3 separate regions of the Homo sapiens genome follow, and regions 1 and 3 are each linked to region 2. A link is a loop called in an ENCODE intact Hi-C map of the cell type or tissue named here. Cell type or tissue: mammary epithelial cell. All regions are shown on one strand.

The links. Peaks named below come from ENCODE experiments on the same cell type or tissue, not always from the same donor. Only the 100,000 strongest peaks of a DNase experiment are listed, where the experiment ranks them.
Region 1: a loop joins it to region 2, with 6 times the contacts of the local background. A loop is called at or near these places in 3 of 110 quality-filtered maps.
Region 3: it touches region 2 in a loop (3-fold over the local background); 2 of 110 quality-filtered maps call a loop at or near these places.

The regions. Positions count from the first base shown.
Region 1 is chr14:88,819,706-88,827,705 of GRCh38, reverse strand. It overlaps TTC8 (tetratricopeptide repeat domain 8), which reads right to left and starts at 3,055. Exons shown (of 15, transcript NM_144596.4): 1 at 2,885-3,055. The coding sequence starts at 2,998. It also overlaps the pseudogene RNU4-92P. RefSeq lists an enhancer at 3,044-3,403. In mammary epithelial cell, no CTCF peak of the experiment used is centred here; DNase peaks (open chromatin) are centred at 3,035 and 3,325; H3K4me3 peaks cover 1,719 bases; H3K27ac peaks cover 1,880 bases.
Region 2 is chr14:88,663,769-88,671,768 of GRCh38, reverse strand. EML5 (EMAP like 5) reads left to right here. Exons shown (of 44, transcript NM_183387.3): 22 at 6,280-6,432; 23 at 7,145-7,276. Among named protein-coding and RNA genes, the nearest start is that of ZC3H14, 100 kb to the right of the region's middle. RefSeq lists an enhancer at 3,195-3,374. In mammary epithelial cell, a CTCF peak has its summit at 4,125 (motif pointing left); DNase peaks (open chromatin) are centred at 3,788 and 4,098.
Region 3 is chr14:88,771,001-88,779,000 of GRCh38, reverse strand. All of the region lies in intron 1 of EML5 (EMAP like 5), which reads left to right. Among named protein-coding and RNA genes, the nearest start is that of EML5, 18 kb to the left of the region's middle. In mammary epithelial cell, a CTCF peak has its summit at 3,511; a DNase peak (open chromatin) is centred at 3,330; H3K27ac peaks cover 993 bases.

The DNA.
Region 1 (8,000 bases), 160 kb before region 2:
GAAATAACAACTGGGTGCAAAATACAGAAACTGGTGTTACGAAAAACATAGAGTAATAACAGCACAGTGTTCAAAGTTAGGTCAAAGAATGACTAACATGAGTAAGCCCTGTAAACTTTTCAATAGCCCTACCTAGTAACAAAACCTAACTCTGGTAAGATGACATCAAGTTAAACGTCTATTCCTGGTAAAATGCTACTCATTATTCTGGCAATACATACAGTTCAACCATAATAAACTACCTCAACAAAACAAAACAAACAAATAAAACAAATAAAAATTATTAGAAAGGAAAAGAATATCAAATTTCCTCCAGATCTGGTACTGATTCTCTTAGACCTACTCTATATATATTGGAGCTGAACATATCAACCCTTGCTCATAAAAATAAAACAATAACTTTTTTTGAAACTTCTATTCAGGTCTGGTCACAAGCTTTTCGGATAAGGGATACACAATCTGTAGTAAGCACTCAATGAAAGGTCATTGAGATGAATATATATCAAGTCCTGATATCTCAATTTATAGGTGCAATACTGAATGTCACTATGAACTCAAGATTAGAGGGTCTTAACTATTAATAAAAATATTGCTGCTTTGCCTACATTTCCCGATGTACCAACATCTTCCCAGGATAACAGTGAAGATATCTGACCCTTTCCCTGGGTCAAAAAAAAAAAGGAATCCGGTGGTCAAATAAGTTTCAGAACTATTTAATTATTTGGATTAATCAAAAATAGGCAAAATTAGTTTCCTTTTCTTCAAAACTACTCAGAGCCTTTAGGGTGCATCCTGAATCTCCAAGAAGGAACATACATTTCCCAAATGTACTTAATGAGGGAACTTGTTCTCACTGAACAGCTCTTGGGACTACTGTTTCGTGGAACACAGAATGAAAACTACCGTAACTCAATGGAAAAATTAAAATGGCACATAAAGTTCCTGCAAACCATTGTGCCTAGAACAATGTCTGGCACATCAAAGGTTCTTTTTTTGAGACAGAGTCTCTCTGTCGCCCAGGCTGTGGAGTGTGGAGTGCAGTGGTGCGATCTCCGCTCACTGCAAGCTCCGCCTTCCGGGTTCACGCCATTCTCCTACCTCGGCCTCCCGAGTAACTGGGACTACAGGCGCCCGCCAACACGCCCGGCTAATTTTTTCTATTTTTAGTAGAGAGGGGGTTTCACCGTGTTAGCCAGGATGGTCTCAATCTCCTGACCTCGTGATCCGCCCGCCTCGGCCTCCCAAAGCGCTGGGTTTACAGGCATAAGCCACCGTGCCCGGCCACATCAAAGGTTCTTAACAAGCTTCTGTTGTACCAACGTAAAGGGTCAATATTTTGTCACAAGTCCCAAACATATTTGATTGTGTATTTTTTTAAGCAATATCTATAAGATTACTATGCCAAAAACACATTTGGGGGCTGGGCGCGGTGGCTCATGCCTGTAATCCCAACACTTTGGGAGGCCGAGGCAGACGGATCACGAGGTCAGGAGTTCGAGACCACCCTGGCTAACACGGTGAAATCCCGTCTCTACTAAAAATACAAAAAAATTAGCCAGGCTTGGTGGCACGTAACTGTAGTCCCAGCTACTCGGTAGTCTGAGGCAGGAGAATCGCTTGAACCTGGGAGGCGGAGGTTGCAGACAGCCGAGATCGCGCCGTGCCACTGCACTCCAGCCTGGGCGACAGAGCGAGACTCCGTCTCAAAAAAAAATAAAAAAAAATAAAAAAAATTTAAAAAAACCTTGGAAAAATGCTTGTCTACAGAAATATAGTCCTATTAATTAATGTGAACTAACAACAGAACCTAGCTTTGTATTACCACTAACGTAGGCTGTTCTAAGAGAGATGTACTATCTGAAAGACAAAATGTTCATCTCAGCAGGTTATCATCCATCATCCATTTGCTGGGAGCTAAGGCAGAGCCTAGTAACAGCATTCACACTCAGGCCTCCGCTTTTGTAACTCCCTTCAATTTTCCATTTTTTCTAACATCTCCAAGGCAACACCACTAGAGGAAAAGCTAGGGAACTAGAACTACGTAGGTATATTCCGCACTTACTAAAAGCACTGACAAACTGCCGCAGCGCTACTTCTGTTCTCCCATTTTCTCCTTTTTTGCCTATTCCAGGAGCCACCTGCCCACCAGAATTGTACCGCTCACGTACATTGTATACTACCTTTTCCACTCGCTATACACATTACTCTAGTTTAAGTTCTCTTTTCATCAATGCCATCATTCCTTCTTGTAAGGAGCCTTTCTTTCCCATTTCTCCCTCCTACAATTAGAGCTTCCCTTGCCTAGGTAATTTTTTAAATAATGAATGTATCTTTCTCCCTCCTAGATTCTCATTCTTCTAATTTGCATATTTGCCTCAAGCTAAACTCATGGCCTCCTTCACTCTTGGACAACAGTCTAAAGATGAGGTGGGAGGATCACATGTTCGATCCAAAAGGAAGAAGGCAGCTATGTTAACAGGAGGTGGAGAGTCACAGATCTTTGTTTATGCATATTTTTTAGAAATTAACAACGCACACGCTGAGAGCTTAAAGCCCATCAATATGCAAGTATAAACGAATTATCAAAGTTCCTCGTCAAGTAAAGTTCAGGGCTCTCATTCTGGGACACGTATAGGGGAGGGGAGGCTGAAAATTGTGAGGAGGGGGCGGTCATGGCACAGAACTTGCTATCCCCGTGGACGTGGCGGACAGCGGACCCGCTAGTCACAGCTCCACAAGGTCTCGCTCCGGGCGCCTCCGAGGGCCGAACGGTCAGCCCCGCCTCGGGCCTTCCTCCCCGGCCTCCCAACCCGGGGCTGGGATATGCCCCAGACCCCGCAGCCTCAGCGTCAGGATGCACAGGCTGACGGGAGCTGGCCGGTACCTGGTCATAAGGGGACTTCTCCAGCATCTGCGTGCATAGATCGGCGCAGAGCTGGAACTTCCTGCGCCTAAAATAGCTCCAGGCCAGGAGCAGCGGCTCCATCTCCGAGCTCATGGCTGCCGGTGCGGCCAGCGAAGGCCCAGCGCTCCAGGAGAGAGGTGGGCGTGGAGTGAAGAGCTGGCGGCGTCCGACTCTGCCCGGCAACCCGCGACGGCTGGGGCCTTGTCCGAGAGGTGCCCGCAGCGCGCCTGAGAACAGGAAAAAGAAAAACAACCGCAAGCAGAACTCGGCTACAGGGCTTGCCTAAACTTGGTTGGAAAAAGATGTCTACTTTTAAAGGCTACAGGTTTCATTGATTTTGAAAAGAAGGCACCGCGGCTAAACAAAAAGGTAGTGAGTTAGACACCTGCCCCTGGGGTCCCCCACCCTCCCAGGAGGCGCAGCTGCCTAGCAACCGAATGCTCTGCCTGCCCTGCAGGTCCGGAAGAGTCCCTGGAGTTGATCTCTGTCTGGTGTCTGTCCTACTTCTTCCATTCGCTCGTTTCCATCCCTTTCGCTTTACCTTCCGATTCTAGAAATACAAACAAGTAAACAGCTTCCACAGTACCATCCACCCATCAAGACCTAAAGTCCTAAATCCTGAAATTGTCCGCTGTTTCTCGAGGTCCTTCCCACCGAATCTCAACATCTGAACTGCAAGTGGTTTGCTTTTACTCATTTTACAGATGAGAAACTGAGATAGACTCAGAGAAGAGAAATTATTAAAATTGCATTGAGTTAGGGAGCTGGAACTGCAATCTGGTTGACTACAAGTTGCTAATACATTTGTTAATTCGACTCACATGGTGATTCCGGATTGTAAATTGGTGACAGTTTTACCAAACTAGATAATGTGTGCAAAATAATAATAATAATAATAATAATAATAATTTTTAAAAGCTTTGTGAAACATCGTCTCCTGGCACTTGCTGTTTGGCAAGGGTTTACTTGTGCAGAGTGATTTCTTCAAACACAATTCTGACTTTTCTCTAGAAATTTGCACAGATGACAAATATGCTTAAAATTGCAATGGTTATGAAAAGAGAGGTGTGACCGGCTAAATCCAGGTAGGCTTTTCTCAAACCACTGGGGTCTGAGAAAACATTAGACATTCTATTTAATCCACATATTTATATTTTTCATAGGTATTAAAATGAAACTTATGCTTCTAAACTAAGAAATTTATTGTTACCTTTTATTCTCTACTAAGCAGTCTTTCTTGAATTGTTGTATTTTGGAAGTCAGTAATTATCAGGATTGTCATTGTTACAGTTAAGTGTATTGTCATTAGTCTATTTGTGTTCTCCTGGAACTGCCGGTAGAAATGTAATCTCCCTAAAGGTCCTAATGAAGCAGCCCATGGTTTCTGAGTGTCAAATTTTTAAGAACGCACATGCCGACAATTGACAATTGGGCTCAATATTTCACAGCGTCTTTTTGTTTTCTGGTACACTGTAAGCAGATTACTATGTAAGTGATTTTCAACCCTACTAGAGAAAGTGAAGCACAGAGAAACCCTTTAAAAGGGTCAGTTTCACAAATGATGCTAGATCTCAGTTCATAGATCCTTATCTTTTACTCTCTAGCATATAGTCAGATGTTCTAAATAAACTTTTTTAAAGAATAGTTTTCGATTTACAGAAAAGTCACAAAAATAGTAGACAGTTCCCATATACCCAGTTTCTCTATTGTGTGAGATGTTGACATTTGTTTTAGTGTAAGATGATACATTTGTTACAACTAAGGAATCAACAATGGTACATTACTATTAAATAAACTCCACAGTTTATTTGGATTTCAGTAGTTTTCCCTTAATGTTATTTCTCTATTCCAGGATCTCACTTAGGGTACCACATAACATTCGGTTATCATGTCTCCTTCACCTCCTCTGACACTGTGGCAGTTTTTTAGACATTCCTTGTTTATGATGACCTTGACAGTGTTGAAAAGTGCTGGTCAAGTATTTTGTAGAATATCTGAGAAGTTCTTAAAAATAGAGATGTCCCAATTCCAGCCCTAGAAATATTGACTTAAATTGTTTGAGGTAGGACTGGGGCATCGGTTTTGTTTTTTTAAGTGTCTCAGGTGATTCTGATGGGTAGCCAGGATTAATCACCCACTACATTGAGTTCTAGTCATGTATCTATTGAGATTATTGCCAACTTCCTACAGAGAAACACTATTTACATAAGTGGGGAAATAAACATGCCAATAAACATATAAATAAATGTGGAACAAATGAGGCATTAAAATATTTTAGTAGCATATAATGTGTGTTAACTTCTTTCAGAAGGCTGTTTTTTTCCTCTCACAAAAGTCAAATGAATGAGGAAAATTGTAGGATATTTAGTAAATTACAGGATGTTAAACATGTCCAAATGTAGCATAAAATGTGTCTTTAAAAGGATATAAAAATATGTTATTTTTAATATCATGTAAATATGTTTATGGTTCATTGATTTTATGAATTTATAGACAGACTTACATTTTTTAATAATATCTAACTGATAAAGCAGAAACCATTTTTTTAAAGATATGCTAGTAATAGGAAGAATAGACAATGTAACAATTCCTGGTGAAGGGAATAGATAAGAGTTACTAGGACCATTTTCCTCCTAGAGAAAGTGAAGCACAGAGAAACAAGCCCTTTAAAAGGGTTAGTTTCACAATCGATGCTAGATCTCAGTTCATAGATCCTTATCTTTTACTCTGTAGCAACTAGATATTTCTTTAGGTTAATCAGTCTTAAATCAAATACCTAAGGTAATTTAACTTTAAATGCCAAAGTTTAAATTTTCTTAAATGTTAAATTGGAATTATTCTGCACATTTAACCCAAAAGAAAAACAAAAGGCATAAAATGAGATATTTTCTTGGTCAACAAGTATTTGCCCGGGCTCTGTGCTTGGTGGTAAGAATGCAGAGATCAACAAGACAGATCTCCTGGCCGGAGAGTACTTATACACAAAGAGTAATTAGCACGAAGAGCACTGGACTTAAGGTTAGATTTAGCAGCCGTGTTTTCTCAGGCAAATTAGGAATCAGTTTAGGATGATGATTAAGAAGTGGGGTCTGAGGCCGGGCATGGTGGCTCAGGCCTATAATCTCAGCACTTTGGGAGGCCAAAGGCAAGGAGGACCACTTGAGCCTTGAGCCCAGGAAGTCAAGGCTGCAGTGAGCCATGAGCATGCCATTGCACTCCAGCCTGGCAGCAGAGCAAGACCCTGTCACTAAAAAAAAAAAAAAAAAAAAATTGGGCTCTGGGGCCAGATGTTTTGTATTTGAAACCTGACTTTTTCATGCCCTTGGCAAAGTTGTGGGGACTTTGTGGAAGGGACTTACTGGCCTGTGCCTCAGATTTTTTATCCATAATGTAACATGCATTTGCTGTATTATTTAAGAATTTTCAATTCTGCCCTAAAGAATAGGAAAAACAAATGGGATAGATGAAACTTATCTGTAAGTATATGTTACATCAGTTCATATGTTAAGTACAGATAATAAGTAAATCATTAACCCATGAAACATGTTAAACATAGAATAGATATTTACTTCTTAGACATACGTTAAAAGGACAAAACAAACAAGAGTGTTACTTGTAAACAGAGATGGAAAGCAAAATAAACCTTAAATATTCATAAAGCATGGATCAGTCTTGTTGCCTCAAATTGACCACCCATTGGTATCATCCATTCTAACCCACTTGTTTTGTGCTTAAAATGTATACTGCTGCTCATCAGGTCATTGCTGAGCTATAGGTGTAGCTCATACTTACCTCTATCTTTTTATTATTTTTATTGTTTGGGGACAGGATCTTGCTCTGTCGTCCAGGCTGGAGTGCAGTGGCACAATCATGACTCATTGCCTGCTCACTGCAGCCTCAACCTTCAGGTCTCAGGTGATCCTCCCACCTCATCCTCCCGGGTAGTTGGGACTACAAGCACGCACCATCATGCCCAGCTAATTTTTTTTTAAATTTTTTGTAGAGACGTGGTCTCGCCATGTTGCCCAGGCTGTTCTTGAACTCCTGGACTCAAGTACTCTGCGTGCTTCAATCTTCCAAAGTGTTGGAATTACAGGTGTGAGCCACAGCACTCAGCAACCTCAGTCTTTTTGATAGAGCAAACATAGACTGGCACCATGAACTTTCCATCTCTGAACATTCTTACCTACACTCTGGTTCTTGTAACCATGCCATCTTTGGAGAAGGCAGATGAGGCAGAGAGAGAGGCAGAACATGTGAACATTGAGTGACCCACAGTAGTGTGGTCCTTTCACCTGCATGATCTAAATGTGTTCACCTACTGAATCTCTTTCCCCTTGCTTCCCACTTTTTTCTAAAACAATTCAGTCTCCATAGTGACTGTCAAAAATTGCCAGTGCTGACTATCTTGCAAGTTGTCATGGCAGGGTATTGGAAAAAGTTTTCAATTAGCAATAACCTAGGATAAACCTCATTGGCTACCATATTTCCACTGTACAAAGCTAAGACTGTGTGTTTTAAATTGGTTTAACAAACTAATTTATTTGACCATCTTAATCTGGCCTTTGAGCCAGATTATAATGATAGTGATAATGATAGTGAATATTTTATGGGATGACTGTGGAGATCACATCAATTTACTTCAAGTAAGGCACAATTACATTGTCTTTCAAAGAACATAGAAACACGTTGGCGGGGAATCAGTAATGTATGCAGCCAGGTAGCTCCTCTAATTTCAGTCAGACTGAAATAGGAATTAAAAGAAATTAAAGAATGTGTAAGCAAAAACTCAGTTGTATGTAAGAAAACTCAATTCCCCCTGAAGAAGAGAAAGAGCTGGAGTCCTTTAAAATTAACTGCCTGTTTTTCTGTGGCTAGTGGACCTTATCTCTCCCTTTCCCAGGCATTGTGAAGACTCTGTTTCTCTAGCTGTGCAGCTGCAAGGTCACTAGACAGATAATGTCAAGTCGTAAAACATGTTGTTCCTTGAAAAGTAAGAAATAATGTAATGCATGTCTTAATTGAATAACTGTCTTTGTTTCTCGCTTCTGTAACATGCTTCCCCCTGCATAGATCTCCCCCTGCCCCAAAAAAT
Region 2 (8,000 bases):
GTTTTGTTAGAAACTAGGATTGCACTCCCTGCTTTTTCCTGCTTTCCATTTGCTTGGTAAATTTTCCTCCATCCCTTTATTTTGAGCCTGTATGTGTCTTTACACATGAGATAGATCTCTTGAATATAGCACACCAGTGGGTTGTGACTCTTTATCAGCATGCCATTCTCTGTCTTTTAATTTGGGGCATTTAGCCAATTTACATTTAAGGTTAATATTGTTATGTGTGAATTTGATCCTGTCATCGTGATGCTAGCTGGTTATGTTGCACACTTAATGTAGTTGCTTCGTAGTATCATTGATTTTCGTACTTCAGTGTGTTTTTGCAGTGGCTGGTAACACTTTTTCCTTTCCATATTTAGTGCTTCCTTCGGGAGCTCTTGCAAGGCAGGCCTGGTGGTGACCAATTCCCTCAGCATTTGCTTGTCTAAAAAGGAGTTTATTTCTCCTTCACTTATGAGGCTTAGTTTGGCTGGATATGAAATTCTGAGTTGGAAATTCTTTAAGAATGTTGAATATTGGCCCCTAGTGTCTCCTGACTTGTAGGGCTTCTGCTGAGAGGTCTGCTGTTAGTCTGATGGGCTCCCCTTTGTAGGTGACCTGACTTTATCTCTGACTGCCCTTAACATTTTTTTCCTTCATTTTGACCTTGGAGAATCTGATGATTATGTATCATGGGGTTGATCTTCTCATGGAGTATCTTACTGGGGTTCTCTGGATTGCCTGAATTTGAATTTTGGCCTGTCTTGTTAGGTTGGGGAAGTTCTCCTGGATGATATCCTGAAGTACGTTTTACAACTTTGTTCTGTTCAGGTACCCCAGTCAGTCATAGGTTCAGTCTTTCTACATAATCCCATAGTTCTCAGAGGTTTTGCTCATTCCTTTTCATCCTTTTTTTTTTTCTCTAATCTTGTAGTGTATCTTATTTCAGCAAGATAGTCTTCAAGCTCTGAAATTCTTCCCTGTGCTTGGTCTATTCAGTTATTGATACTTGTGGTTGCATTGTAACATTCTTGGTTGTGTTTTTCAGCTCCTTCAGGTCATTTGTGTTCTTCTCTAAACTGGTTATTCTGGTTAACAGCTCCTGTAATGTTTTATCATGGCTCTTAGCTTCTTTGCATTGGGTTAGAACTTGTTCCTTTAGCTCAGCAAAATTCATTATTACCCACCTTCTGAAGCCTACTTCTGTCAATTCATCCATCTCAGCCTTTGCCCAGTTCTGTGCCCTTGCTGGAGAGGTGTTGTGTTAATTTGGAGGAGAAGAGGCACTCTGGCTTTTTGAGTTTGCAGCATTTTTTTTCTTTGATTCTGTCTCATCTTTGTGAGTTTATCTAGCTTCAGTCTTTGAGGCTGCTGAACTTTGGATGGGGTTTTTGCAGGGACTTTTTTTGTTGATGCTTTTGTTGTTGGTGTTTGTTTTTCTTTTTTCTCCTTTTTTTTTTTTTTTTTGAGATGGAGTCCTGCTCTATCACCCAGGCTGGAGTGCAGTGGCATGATCTTGGCCCACTGCAACCTCCACTTCCTGGGTTCAAGCAATTCTCTGCCTCAGCCTCCCAAGTAGCTGGGATTACAGGCACCTGCTACCACACCCAGCTAATTTTTTTTGTTTTTTTTTTAGTAGAGATGGGGTTTCACCATCTTGGTCAGGCTGGTCTTGAACCCCTGACCACATGATCCACCTGCCTCGGCCTCCCAAAAGTGCTGGGATTACAGGCATGAGCCACTATGCCTGGCCTGTTTTTCTTTTAACAGTCAGACCCCTCTTCCTCTTCCAGCTGAGGTTTGCTGGAGGTCCACTCCAGACCTTCTTTGCCTGGGTCCCTCCCACACCTCGAGGTATCACCAGTGGAGGCTGCAAAACAGTAAAGGTAGCTGCCTGCTCCTTTCCCTGGGATCTCTGTCCCAGAGGGTCACTGAACTGATACCAGTGGAAACGCCCCTGTATAAGGTGTCTAGCAACCCCTGTTGGGGTGGTCTCACCCAGTCAGGAGGTACAGGATCCAGGACCCACTTAATGAAGCACTCTGACTACCCCTTGGCAGAGGGGGTGCATTACACTGGGGGAAATCCCACTTGTCCTGACTGCCCAGATTCCTCAGAGCTGGTAGAGGGAAAGACTAAGTCTGCTGATCCATGGAGACCACGGATGCCCCTCCCCTCTAGGAGCTCAGTCCCTGGGAGATCAGAGTTCTGTCCACAAACCTCTGGCTGGAGTTGCTGAAATTCCTGCAGGGAGGCCCCGCACAGTGAGGGGTTATGGTCAGGGTCCGACCTAAAGAGGCAGTCTGGCCACCATCTGCCACAGCCTCTGTGCTGCACTGTGGTGAATTCCTCCTGGGTCTAAACTGTCTATTTTCCCAGGCACCATCAGAGGAGAAATGGCAGACTGGAGCTGCAGTGATGTCTGCTGCCCCTCGCCCAGGGAGCTCAGTCATCTGAGGCAGCAGACAGCCAAAGTGATGACAGCCGTCCCTTCCCCCAGGAACTTGGTAGTCTTCGGCAGTCTGTAGCTAAGTGGCCACTGAGAATCTGTGCAGCTCTATGCTTGGGACTCAAGGAACTGGTGGCATGGGCTCACGGAGGGGATCTCCTGATCCACCAGTTGCACAGATCCATGGAAAAAGTGTGGTTTCCCGGGCAGGATAGCACAATCACTCACTGCCTCTCTTGGCTGGGAGTAGGAGCTCCCCTTGTCCTGTGCAGCTCCCAGGTGGGCTGTCACTCCACCCTGCTTTTCCTCACTCTCCATGGGTCATGCCAACCACCTTGTCAGTCCCAATGAGAGAACCTGGATACCTCAGTTGCTGGTGCAGGATTCACTTGCCGTTTTCGGTCTTCTTGGTGGGAGCCTCTGACCACAGCTGTTTCTAGTTGGCTTTCTTGGCCCCTCCCCTTCCAAATGTGGCTTTTTTGCTCTGGGTTTCTGCTCCCCTTTTAATTTTGATAACTAGAAAATGTTTCTAATTTTTCAATGATCTCAGCTATGAATTTTAAAGGATACTTACTATATTAATCTTCCCTTAAACTCAACTTTCTACCTGCTTTATGCCTGCACCCAACCAGCAGAATAAGCATTGAGTAAAACAGGGAACTGTGATAATTGACCTCACTACTATTCTGTTTCTCTTCCCTCTTTTGTAGCAGAACTCCTCAAAATAGTTGAGGCGCCCTTCTCTGTGTGTTCACATGACAGTAGCTCCATAACCCACTCCAATTAGGCTTTTTTCCCTACTTGTCCATTTAACCTGCTGCCAATCTGTTGATCACTTCCTGGTTCTCAGTGTATTCACCTCACAGCAGTTTGTGACACAATTTATCATTCCCTTTTTTTTTTCTGAAATACTTTATTCACTTGTCTCTGGAACCCGTGCGTGTCTGTTTCTTCTCTCTACTTCACTGACTCCCTTTTTCTGTTTCCTTTGCTAGTGCTATCTCTTCTTCCTGCACTCTGCATTTAGGACTGCTCCAGCGCTTCTCCCCGGACTTTTCTTTTCATATGTACACTCACACTTTAGATTCAGTCGGTCACTGTCCAGTCAGAAGATGAGACTACAAGGCTTATTTGAACAGTGGGAATTTAATAAAAAGAATTGCTAACTAGCAAAAAGTGATTACCTACTGAAAAAGCCTTAGAGGTAGCCACCATAGAAAGCAGCAACCCTAGTACTAAGGGAGAGTGAACAAGTTAAAGGTGATTCAGACCTGTTTGGAAATGGTGTGGCTGCCACCAGAACATTCAGTGAGCTTGTGGCGAAAAAGCTTGCCAGAGGGTGCAGCCCTCAGTGGAACAGTGAGAGTAGTCACTTGGTGAAGGAGAAGCTTGCCAGAGGCAGCAGGCCAGAGCTGAATGGTCAGAACCACTGCTTGAAGAGCTTAACCTAGGGCAAAATCATTGAACTGTGAGGACTCCTGCCAGAGAATCTTCCTGAAGTCCGCAAATTGCAGCTAAATTGTTAGAGCCATTACAGTGATGGTGGAGAAACTTGCTGAAAGAGGCAGTTGGGGCTGCCACTCTGGTGAATGCCATCAGGCCCCCTTCATGCCAGTGCCCGGGCTCTGTTAGTAAAACAGCACACTGGAGGAAGGGAGTCACTTCTGTTTTGGCCTTGTAGTGTCTCTCCAGCTCCCTCTACTGGCAAGCTAGCAAAAAAGTCTGTGAGGCCCAAAGTGGCAGATTTGGAACTGAGAGGCAATAAATTAATAACCAGCACAGTCTTCCCCTCTGGCTAGTCAGGATCCACATGAACCTTTATACACACATTTGAACTTCAGTACAATCACAGAACTAACCTTATGTTTCTACCCAAAGAGATGCAGCTACCCTTGGTACAAGTGAAGTAGTTCTCACCCCTAAAGAGAGAAGACCTACGCTATTCTCAAATTTAGTCACGGTCTTATATTCTTTTAACACAAGGAATATTCTTTTAACACAAAATTGTAAAGTTAACCTCCAACAAACTTGTATAAAATATGAAGGAGAAAAAGGAGAGAAAAGTCAAATAGTTAATATACACAAATAAAGATATACATATAACAAACATTATATGCAGCTCCTGAAAAGGATTCATATATTAAATTGTCTCCTTCATGTCTTCACTTGAACTTCTCATAGGCATCTTTAACTTAATTTGTACAGAACTAAGCACTGGTGGTTCCTCCTCTAGTTTATCCCATCTCAGTAAATGGCATCACCACTCAAGCAAAACCATGCCCTTGACGCCTTTCACCCCACATCCAGTTGGTCAAAGTTCTGCCAGCTCTATCTTTGAAATATATCCAAATCCTTCCTCTTATCACCTCCACTGCTGCCACCCAGCTCCAGGTCATCATCATCTCTTGACTCTCAAATCTGAGAAATCACATCTTAGATTTCTTCATTTCCAATGTATGCTTGATAATTAAATGACTACTTGTTCTCAACTTATGCTATAACTTTTCATTCTGTATATACCCTGTCCTTTCCTCATCAGATTTCATACAAGATACCAAAATCCTTAGGGCTTTTGAATATGTTTGCTGCAACCCTTGCTGTTAGGGTAAGCCCTTTTTTGTGTTTATCAATGCAGCACTAACCCTTATTTTTACGAATGTTAACATCATTAATGACATTAATGAACGATATTAATTTATCATTAATAATAAAAATATCATTTCATATATGGTTCTGAAACGTATATATACAGATGTATCTTCCTACCTTTAATAATGGCCTATTAGATTTTTAAAAATATTTTAGTTTCATAGGCCAGGTGCTGTGGCTCATGCCTGTAATCCCAGCACTTTGAGAGTCTGAGGCAGGTGGTTCACCTGAGGTCAGGAGTTCAGGACCAGCCTGACCAACATGGTGAAACCCCATCTCTACTAAAAATACAAAAGTAGCCAGGCCTGGTGGCACATGCCTGTAATCCCAGCTACTTGGGAGCCTGAGGCAGGAGAATCACTTGAACCCAGGAGGCGGAGGTTGCAGTGAGCTGAGATCATGCCATTGCACTCCACCCTGGGCAACAAGAGAGAAATTCCATCTCAAAAAAAATTACTTTTATAAAGATGACTTATTTCTTAAATTTCTGTTTTTTTGGAAAGAAGCTACAAAGGTAAAACCTACTCTGCAAAACTTCCACATATATCATTGGCTTTTTATGTTAATTAAAATCTCTCATTCTTTTTCATCAACTTAATTTCTTTTAAGGTAAATATCCATACTTGCTTTTGTTGTATTCAGAAGTGAGTTTCATTCCTGCTTAGAATTCCATACCATTGACTTCTATAGAAAACTTAATCTGTATCTCGACTCCTTTTTAATATTGATTTGAAGCCATAATAAAGAGGCAACCTTTTTAGCAAATATTTTTTTTTTTTTTGAGGCAAGGTCTCACTCTGTAACCCAGGCTGGAGTGCAGTGGTGCAATCATAGCTCACTGCACCCTCAACCTCCTGGGCTCAAACAGTCCTCCCGCCTCAGCTTCCTAAGTAAATGGGACTACAGGTGTGTGCCACCATGCCTGTCTATTTATTTACTTACTTACCTGTCTTCCCTTCCCTCTTCTCTCTTCCCCCTCGCCCCTTCTCCTTTGCCCCTTGCCCCTTCCCCTACTCTGCCTACTGGCAGAGATGGGGTCTTGCTATGTTGCCCGGGCTGGTCTTAACCTCCTGGCCGCGGGCAGTCCTCCTGCCTCAGCTCCCCAGAGTGCTTGGATTATAGGCATGAGCCACCACACCTGGCCCATACTTTAAATTAGAAAAAAGGGAAAATTGCCTAATATGCTCTTTCTCTTTCAGGTGGGAGGTGTTGCTGTTTTTCTCCTGATGGTAAAGCTTTAGCCGTAGGTCTCAACGATGGAAGCTTCTTAATGGCAAATGCGGATACTCTAGAGGATCTTGTGTCTTTTCATCACAGAAAAGATATGATTTCAGATATTCGATTTTCACCTGGTAAGATCCATTGAAATTGTATTTGAGTATTAACTTGGGTCTGGCAGTGTATAAATGTATCAATGTATAATTTTTATTAACTGTTATGTTATCTCAGAACTTAACTTTTTTACTAGAAGAGGCAGTGTAGCAAGAGGTAAAAGCCCTGTTGTTAGATTGGTGCAAATATCTGTCTTAGCGCCAATTCTGTTACTAAATTTTCTGTGTGACTTGAGCCAGGATGCTTCTCTGAGCTTTTGTTTCCTCATTTGTGATATAAAAGGGGTTGGATAACTGTTTTCGTTATATTCTTAATGCTTTTGAAATTGCACTCATTTTACTCCATTAATTTCCATGTATTCATTATCTACTACAAACCTACTGTAATGTAGCAATTACTAATGTTAAGGCAAAATTTACTTATGTTGGTTTAGTTCCATTTTTTTCTAAATTTAGAGGGAGTTTTGTTAAATACAAAGTATCAAAACTACATCATACATAGCTTTTGACATTTGCTTCCCACTGAACTAATTTGTTACACTAAAAAATTATTTTGTTAAGTATAATATACTTGAAAAATGTTATCATTTGTTATTTAACACATCTGTTTTATTATAATTTATGAAACAGCTAAGATTTCTCCATAAAGAAAAGGAAAATTAACTCTAGTTGCAGAGTGTAAAAAAGTATTTCCAAAGATAGAAAATGTCAAGCAAATATGTTTCTATTATAGGTTCTGGGAAATATCTTGCTGTAGCATCCCATGACAGCTTTATAGATATATACAATGTAATGAGTAGTAAACGAGTAGGAATATGCAAAGGAGCTACCAGTTACATAACCCATATTGATTGGGATATTAGAGGTAAGACTTTAAATAACTTAATACTTGATAAAAGTTTCATTTGATTTAGTATAGCTATATTAGAGAAACGGAAAAGTGATTCAACAGATGAGTTAAAAAGAATTGGGAAAAACAACCATTATTCTCAAAATTATTTTTTACTATTTTACATCTGAAGATGAATACTATAGAGTTGAGACTTTTCTTTTTCCTTTTTCTTTTCTTTTTTTTTTTTTTTGAGACAGGTCTCACTCTGTCACCCAGGCTGGAATGCTGTGGTACAATCACAGTTCACTACAACCTTAACCTCCTGGGCTTAAGTCATCCTCCCAACTCAGCCTCCTGAGTGCTGGGACTACAGGCATGCACCACCATGCCTGGCTAATTTTTAAATGTTTTGTACAGACAGGTTCTCACTATATTGCCCAGGCTGGTCCCGAACTCCTGGACTCAAGCAGTCCTCCCACCTTGGCATCCCAAAGTGCTGTGATTATAGGCATGAGCCACTGCACCCAACCTACACTTTTCAATACTTCACCTAATATCGTTCAAATAATAGTACAGTAAGTGATTAGTTGTTTAATTTGTAAAGTGATTTAAATATTGTGCAAAAAAATTGTTGTGAAGATGTCTTGATCTTTGTCATATAAATTTGACATAAATAGAATATAGAAATGTTGGCCAGGTATGGTGGCTCATGCCTGTAATCTCAGTACTTTGGGAGGCCAAGGCTGGAGGACTGCTT
Region 3 (8,000 bases), 110 kb before region 2:
CAATCTAAATGCTTTAGCATGGAAGTTTCATCACATAGGCTCCTAACTCATTTGAAAGAAACCCCAAAAACTAATAACATTGTTCCAACCAACCACAAAGAAGCCCAAAAATGAAATCCTGTTATATGCTTAAAAGGGAGAAAACCCAAATATCTTTGATAAACTGCATTATTGATCCCTGAAATATTTAACTTACCACTTTGTTTTGTTTTGTTTTGTTTTTGAGATGGAGTCTTGCTGTGTCGCCAGGCTGGAGTGCAGTGGCGCATTCTTGGCTCACTGCAACCTCCGCTTCCCTGGTTTAAGTGATTCCTCTGCCTCAGCCTCCTGAGTAGCTGGGACTACAGGCGTGCGCCACATTGCCCAGCTAATTTTTTGTATTTTAGTAGAGACAGGGTTTCACCATGTTTGCCAGGATGGCCTGGATCTCCTGACCTCGTGATCCACCCGCCTCGGCCTCCCAAAGTTCTAGGATTACTGGCGTGAGCCACCACACCCAGCCACTTACCACTTCTTAACCTTCCACAGTTCTATGTCCAGAAACAGAAAATAACAGAATTGTCAATATAATATATACTTAACAGGGCAAACCACAGTGGCTTCTGAGAAAAGTCGTACACTCAAAATTGAAGTTTTTAACTCTTGTGTACCTGAAGAGAGCCCCAAACTTGCAGGAATCCATACAATATTAAACAAATCTTTATTGTTATTGATAAGTAAGAACTTTCTCTTGCTGTTTTGTTATTTGTTTTCTTGTTGTTTCATTGTCTTTTTTTTCCTTCTTTCGTTCAGGTCTTATTTTAGTTAAGGTGATGTTCTCTGGTGATATGATTTAGTTTTCTGCTTTTTATTTTTTGTGTATCCATTTTATGTCTTTTGGTTTGAGGTTACCATGAGACTTGCAAATACTATCATCCATTATTTTAAGCTGATAACAACTTAACACTGTTTGTATAAACAAAGAGAAAACAAAAACTCTATGCCCTAACTTGGTCCCCTCATTTTTAAAAATTTGCTGTATTTTTTGAGACAGGATGTCACTCTTTTGCCCAGGCAGGAGTAGAGTGGCACAGTCTTGACTCACTGCAGCCTTGACTTCCCAGGCTCAGGTGACCCTCCTACCTCAGCCTCCTGAGTAGCTGGGACTACAGGTGTGTGCCACCATGTCCAGCTAATTTTTGTAGTTTTTGTAGAGATGGATTTTGCCATGTTGCCCAGGCTGGTCTTGAGCTCCTGGGCTCAAGCAATCTGCCTGCCTCAGCTCCCAAAGTGCCGGGATTACAGGCATGAGCCACTGTGCCCGGCCCATCCTCCTGCTTTTTAACTTTTTGTTATTTCTATCTTATTGTACTGCGTATGTCTTAAAAAGTTGTTGTAGTTATTATTTTTATTGGTTCATTTAGTCTTTCTACTTAGTATAAGAGTAGTTTACATACCACAGTTGCAGTGTTATAATATTCTGTGTTTTTCTGTGTACTTACTATTACCAGTGAGTTTTGTACCTTCAAAACCCACTTGGGATTACTTATTGCTCATTAATGTCCTTTTCTTTCTGATTGAAGTGCTTCCTTTAGCATTTCTTGTAGGACAGGTCTGGTGTTGAAATCCCTCAGCTTTTGTTTGGGAAAGTCTTTGTTTCTCCTTCATGTTGAGGGATAATTTCACTGGATATACTATTCTAGGGTAAATTTTTTTTTACTTCAGAACTTTAAATATGTTATGCCACTGTCTCCAGGCTTGTAAGGTTTCCACTGTAAAGTCTTCTGCCAGATGTATTGGAGCTCCGTTGTGTGTTGTTTCTTTTCTCTTGCTTCTTTTAGGACCCTTTCTTTATCCTTGATCTTTGGGAGTTCGACTATTAAATGCCTTGAAGTAGTCTTTTTTGGGTTAAATCTGCTTGGTGTTCTATATCCTTCTTGTACTTGGATACTGATATCTTTCTCTAGGTTTGGGGATATCTTTTTCTGTTGTTATCACTTTGAATAACCTTTCTACTCCTGTCTCTTTATCTAGCTCCTCTTTAAGGCCAGTAACTCCTTTATTTGCCCTTTTGAGACTATTTTCTAGATCTTATAGGGGTACTTCATTGTTTTGGTTGTTGTTTCTGTTTTTTCATTTTTGAGACGGGGTCTTGCTCTGTCACCCATGCTGGAGTGCAGCAGTATAATCTCAGCTCACTGCAACCTCTGACTCCCAGACTTAAGTGAGCCTCTCACCTTAGCCTTCTGAGTAGCTGGGACTACAGTCATGTGCCACTATGCCCAGCTAATTTTTTTTTTTTTGGTAGAGACAGGGTTTTGCCATGTTACGCACGTTGGTCTTGAACTACTGGGCTCAAGCAGTTCACCTGCTTCGACCTCCCAAAGTGCTGGGATTACAGGTGTGAGCCACCATGCCCGACCCACTTCATTGTTTTTTATTTTTTCTTTTGTCTTCTCTGATTAAAATAACCTGTCTTCAGACTCACTAATTCTTTCTTCTGCTTGATCAATTCTGCTATTAAAGGACTTGGATGCATTCTTCAGTATGTCAATTGTATTTTTTCAGCTCCAGGATTTCTGTTTGGTTCTTGTAAATTATTTCAGTCTCTGTTAAATTTATCTGACAGAATTGTGATTTCCTTCTCTGTGTTATCTTCAATTTCTTTGAGTTTCTTCAACACAGCTATATTTTGAAGTCTCTTTCTGAAAGGCCACATCTCTCTGTTCCTCCAGGATTGGTCCCTGGTAGCTTATTTAATTCTTTGGTTAGGTCATGTTTTCTTGGATGGTGTTGATGCTAGTAGATATTCTTTGGTGTCTGGGCATTGAAGAGTTAGGTATTGTTGTCTTCACTATCTGAGCTTGTTTGTACCTGTCCTAGGGAAAGCCTTTCCAAGATATCTGAAAGAACTTGGGTGTTGTGATCTAAGCTGTATCTGCTTTAGGGGGCACCCCAAGCCCAGTAATGCTGTAATTGTTGCAGACTCATAGAGGTGCCACCTTGATGGTCTTAGACAAGATCCCGGAGAATTCTCTGGATTACCAGGCAGGCACACTCTTACTCATTTCTCTTACTTTCTCCCAAACAAATGGAGTCTCTCTCTCTCTCTCTCTTCTGAGCCACCTAAAGCTGGGGGTGAATGACATAATCACCCTGTGGCCACCACCACTATGATGGTGCTGGGTCAGACCTGAAGACAGCACAGCACTTTGTCTTGCCCAAGGCTTGCTGTAATCAGTCCCTGGTTACTGCCTATGTTTGCTCAAGGCCCTGGGGTTCTACACTCAGGTGGTAAAGCCGGCCAGGCCAGTGTGCTTCCCTTCAGCGCTGTGAGTTCCCCCAGGCTTGGGTGGGTCCAGAGGTACCATCCATGAGTCAGGGACTAGAGTCAAAAACCTTAGAAGTCTACCTGGTGTTCTGTTGTACTGTGGATGTGCTGGCACTCAAACCACAAGGCGCAGTCCTTCCCACTCTTCTCTCTAAAGACAGAGGAGCCTCTCCCTACAGCCACTGCCTGCCACCACAGGCCATGGAGAGCACTACCAGACTACTGCCAATGTTCCCTTAAGGCCCAAGGGCTCATAAGTCAGCTTGTGGTGAATGCTGCCTGGTCTGGGACTCACTTTTCAGGGCAATGGGCTCCCTTCTGCCCCAGGGCAGGTCCAGAAATGCCATCTAAGAGTCAGGTTCTGGAATTGGGGACCCAAAGATCCCACTTGGTGATCTACCCACCCCTATGGCCATGCTGGTACCTAAGGTACAAGACAAAGTATTTACTTTTCACTCCGCTTTTCTCAAGCAAAAGGAGTTTCGCCCCATGGCCACCACAGTTGATAATGTGCTGTATCCTACCTGAAGCCAGCAAGCCTCAGAGGCTCACTTAAGGCCCTTGACATAGTACCCGGGTATTGCTACTGGTTATTCAGGGCCCAAGGGCTATTCAGTTAGCAGGTGGTGAATGCTGCCAGGAGTAGGTCCTTCCCTTCAAGGCAGCAGTTTCCCTTCTGTCCCAGGGAATAAAAATGTCGTCTGGTAGCTAGGGCCTGAAACAGGGGCCTCATGACTTTGACCAAGCAACTCTGTTTTAGAAGTGTTCTATTTGAGATTATCTGATAGACAACCAAGTGGGGTTTTAAATTAGGCTGTTGAACATACATGTCTATAATTCAGGGAAGCAATCTGAGCTGGTATAGATTTGAATGTTATCAGCATATAGACAGTATTTAAAGCCATGAACCTAGATGAGACCACTGAAGGAGTGAGTTTAGATAAAGGATCTAATAAATGGATTCCTGTGGCACTCCAACATTTTAATGTAGGGGAGATGAAGAACTGACAAAAATGTGGCCAGAGAAACACGAGAAAAACCAAGAGTATAAGATCATGGAAGTCAAGTGAAGAGAGTATTTCAGGGAGAAAGGAATTATCAGCTGTGTCCAATAAGATGAGGACTGCTTCACCTTAGCGAAGTTTTGCTATAATTATATTGTAATCATAAGACTCCCCAAAAGACTGTGTATGCCCAGGGGAAAAGGAAGAGCAGGAAGAAGATGAGAAAATGAGTCATGTCATTATTGGTACACAAAACTAGCCTCTTTCAAGATTCGTTCCAATGTATAACTATTATGTATTCATAACATTTCTTAAAAACAGATTTGTTCCAGCAGTTTCTGCTTTACTTGGTTATTAAAAAAATGACACATAGCTGGCAGCCCTGGATCGTTGCTTCTGAAAAGTGTGGTCTTCAGACTAGCAACGGCATCACCTGGAAAGTTACTAAAAAATACGAATTATCTGGGCTCATTCCAGATCTACCAAATTAGAAACTCTAAGTGTAGAGCCCAGTAATCAGTTGTGTGGTTTTGTTTTTTGTTTTTTGTTTTCTGTTTTTTGCTTTTTTGAGACAGAGTCTCGCTCTCGTCACCCAGGCTGGAGTGCAGTGGCATGAACTCGGCTCTCTGCAACCTTTGCCTCCGGGTTCGAGCGATTATCTTGCCTCAGCCTCTCAAGTAGCTGGGACTACAGGCACCTGCCACCACACCAAGCTAATTTTTGTATTTTTAGTAGAGGTGGGGTTTTACCATGTTGGCCAGGCTGGTCTTGAACTCCTGACCTCTGGTGATCTGCCTGCCTTGGCCTCCCAAAATGCTAGGATCACAGGCATGAGCCACTATGCCCGGCCCCAGTAATAAGTTTTTTATCACCTCCAGGTGATGTTAATATAATCTAAAGTTTGAGAACACTGCTCCAGATTCCTGATTCTCAACCCTGGCTGCTTAATAGAAAGTTAAAAGAAAACAAACAAAATAAAACCACCAATGGCCAAGCCTTACCCAAAGAAATTGTGATTTAATTTGTTTAGGTTGGGGTCCAGGTATCGTTTGTTGTTTGTTTCTGTTTTTAATTTTTAAGCTTCCCAAATGATTGTAATATGCAGGCAGGGTTGAAAACCACTGCTCTGGATTTAATAGTAATCCATGTTCAGGTGCTGGCCTAGGAGTCAACCTGAAAAAAACCTCAGGACCTAGCCAAATCCACTCATTTACTATTATGCGTTATATGACAATGTGGGTAAGTACTGGGACCTCCTTAAATACTTTGGGCTTCTTGCCTAAGGCCCTCCCACGCTGGATATTCCCTGTTTGGAGATTTATTACCAAGCAAAGTTTTTGTTTTCTATTGGTGGATCTGTTCAGTGTCATCATGAGCTGAAAACACCGAAAGACAGATATCCTGCATTATCAGTCCAGAAAAATGCTCACTCACAGGGAACCTGGAAGGTCATAATTATGTGCATCCTGTATGATATCAAGTGAGGTGTACTATGACCCAGTGCCTCAGGTGATGATTTCAGCAGACTCGTGGAGTAGCTGCAGTGGGTTTGGCTGAATTTAAAGGTAAACTGGATTGTTAAAAGATCAAGTAAAACATAGTGCCTACCTTGTAACACTGGCATGCAGATACCTCCGAAGGAGTAAGCATGAAGGGAAACATGAAATAATTAGAGTAATGGACAGAATATGTTGGGATGACTAGGAGTAGTTAGGGAGAGCTTCTCTGAGCAAGTTATATTTGCCCCAAAGCATGAATAATATGAATGCGGCAAAGATTTGGGAGGTCATTCCAGACAAAGACTTTGATAGCATAATGAGCTTGGCCATTTTAAGGGATAGAAAGGCCAGTGTAGCTGGAGTGTAGTGAACAAAAGGAAAAATGGTAGGAGCTAAGGTTTGAGAAGTAGGTGAGGGTATACCTTTTTTTTTTTTGAGATGGAGTCTTGCCCTGTCGCCCAGGCTGGAGTGCAGTGGCAGGATCTCGGCTCACTGCAACCTCCGCCTCCCAGGTTCAAGCGATTCTTCTGCCTCAGCCTCCCCAGTAGCTGGGATTACAGGCACGCACCACCACGCCTTGCTAATTTTTTGTGTCTGTAGTAGAGACGGGTTTCACCACGTTGGCCAGTCTGGTCTTGAACTCCTGACCTCGTGATCTGCCTGCCTCAGCCTCCCAAAGTGCTGTTACAGGCATGAGCTACCTCGTCCGGCCGAAGGTATATCTTACAAAGGCTTGAAAGTGCCATCTTAGATGGTTCAGGTTTCATTCTAATTCGGTAGGAAGCTATTGGGTTTTTACCGAGGTAAATGATGAGATCAGATTTATGTTATTTTTAAAGATCACCTGGCTATGTTGAGAAAGCTCTAAAGGGAAGCAATAGAGGAATAATGGTAGGTAGACAGAAGGCTACCGAAGTAGTTGTGATGTAAGATGAATGCTGGTTCAGATTAAGATTGTAGCAGAAATGACGGTGATGATAGAGCCAGTAGGACAGGCTAATAGAATGCATGAGATGAGTGAGGAAAAGATAAGTAGTGAGGATGAAATTTAGCTTCTTGGTCTGAGCAATTGAATGGATGGTGATATCATTTACTAAGGCAAGGAGGAGCAGATTGGAAAGGTAAGGAGGAAATCAGATTCTCTTTAGGATGAGTTAAATTTGAGGAATGTATCCATTGTGCTGACCTAGAGATACAGGGTTGGGAGTTATCACAGTCTATATGCATTTAAAGCTGTGGGATTGGATGAAATCACCTGGGAAAGGAAGGGAAAACAGCCAAGACAAAGCCCTCATACACTTTAATATTCAGAGGTGGGGTGCAGGAGATAGTGCCTACCAATGGAGACAGAGAAGGAAGGGCTGATAAACTGTGAAGTCAGGAAGCCTAGAGAGGAAAGTCTTTCAAAAACGTGGGTGGTCAGTTATGTCAAACACTACTGAAAAATGGAGGGGAATAAGGACATACAGTTTATCATTAGGTTTGGCAATGTCATACATGACCTGGAAAAAACTGTTTCAGTGAAGGAGAAGAGATGAATGCCTACTTTGAAGTATGTTAACACAATAAAGGGAGTGAAAAAGATGAGACACCTCTTTTGAGAAGTTTTGCTTTGAATGAGGAGCAGAGAAATGGGATGATGGGTAATTGGTCAAGGGAATTGTTTTTTAATGGGTATATTTGAATGGTAATAGGAATGACTCAGTAGTGAGGAAGCAATAATTCCAGAAAGCATAGTTCTAGGAGTAAAGTACTTGAAACTAAGGAGAATGGGACCTAGAACACAAGCGGAGAGTTCAAGGAGTATAGACATAAAGAGAAGTCAGAGTCTGCCAGTACAGTTAGATTAGTGAATTTCATGGGAATGAAGTATCTTCTTTAATTCGATCTATGTTAATCATTAAGTACAAGACAGGCTTATCTGCTGCAAGGCAGAGGTTGATAGGGGGGAACTGTGCTCATGTGAGAGTTTGGAGGTTGAGAAAAGGATGCACATTTACCAGCTAAGTGTTTAATAGAGTTCTCTACTAGTGTACAGTGCTCATTTGAGATGTGTGAGATAAATGTAAAGGAACATTGATATATTTGCATGTAAGAATGGAGATTTATGAGGAAGATGATAGCTCACTTTATGTTTGTTTAACATGTTATTTCCTTATAGTTATGATAAATTTAGAGATTAAATAC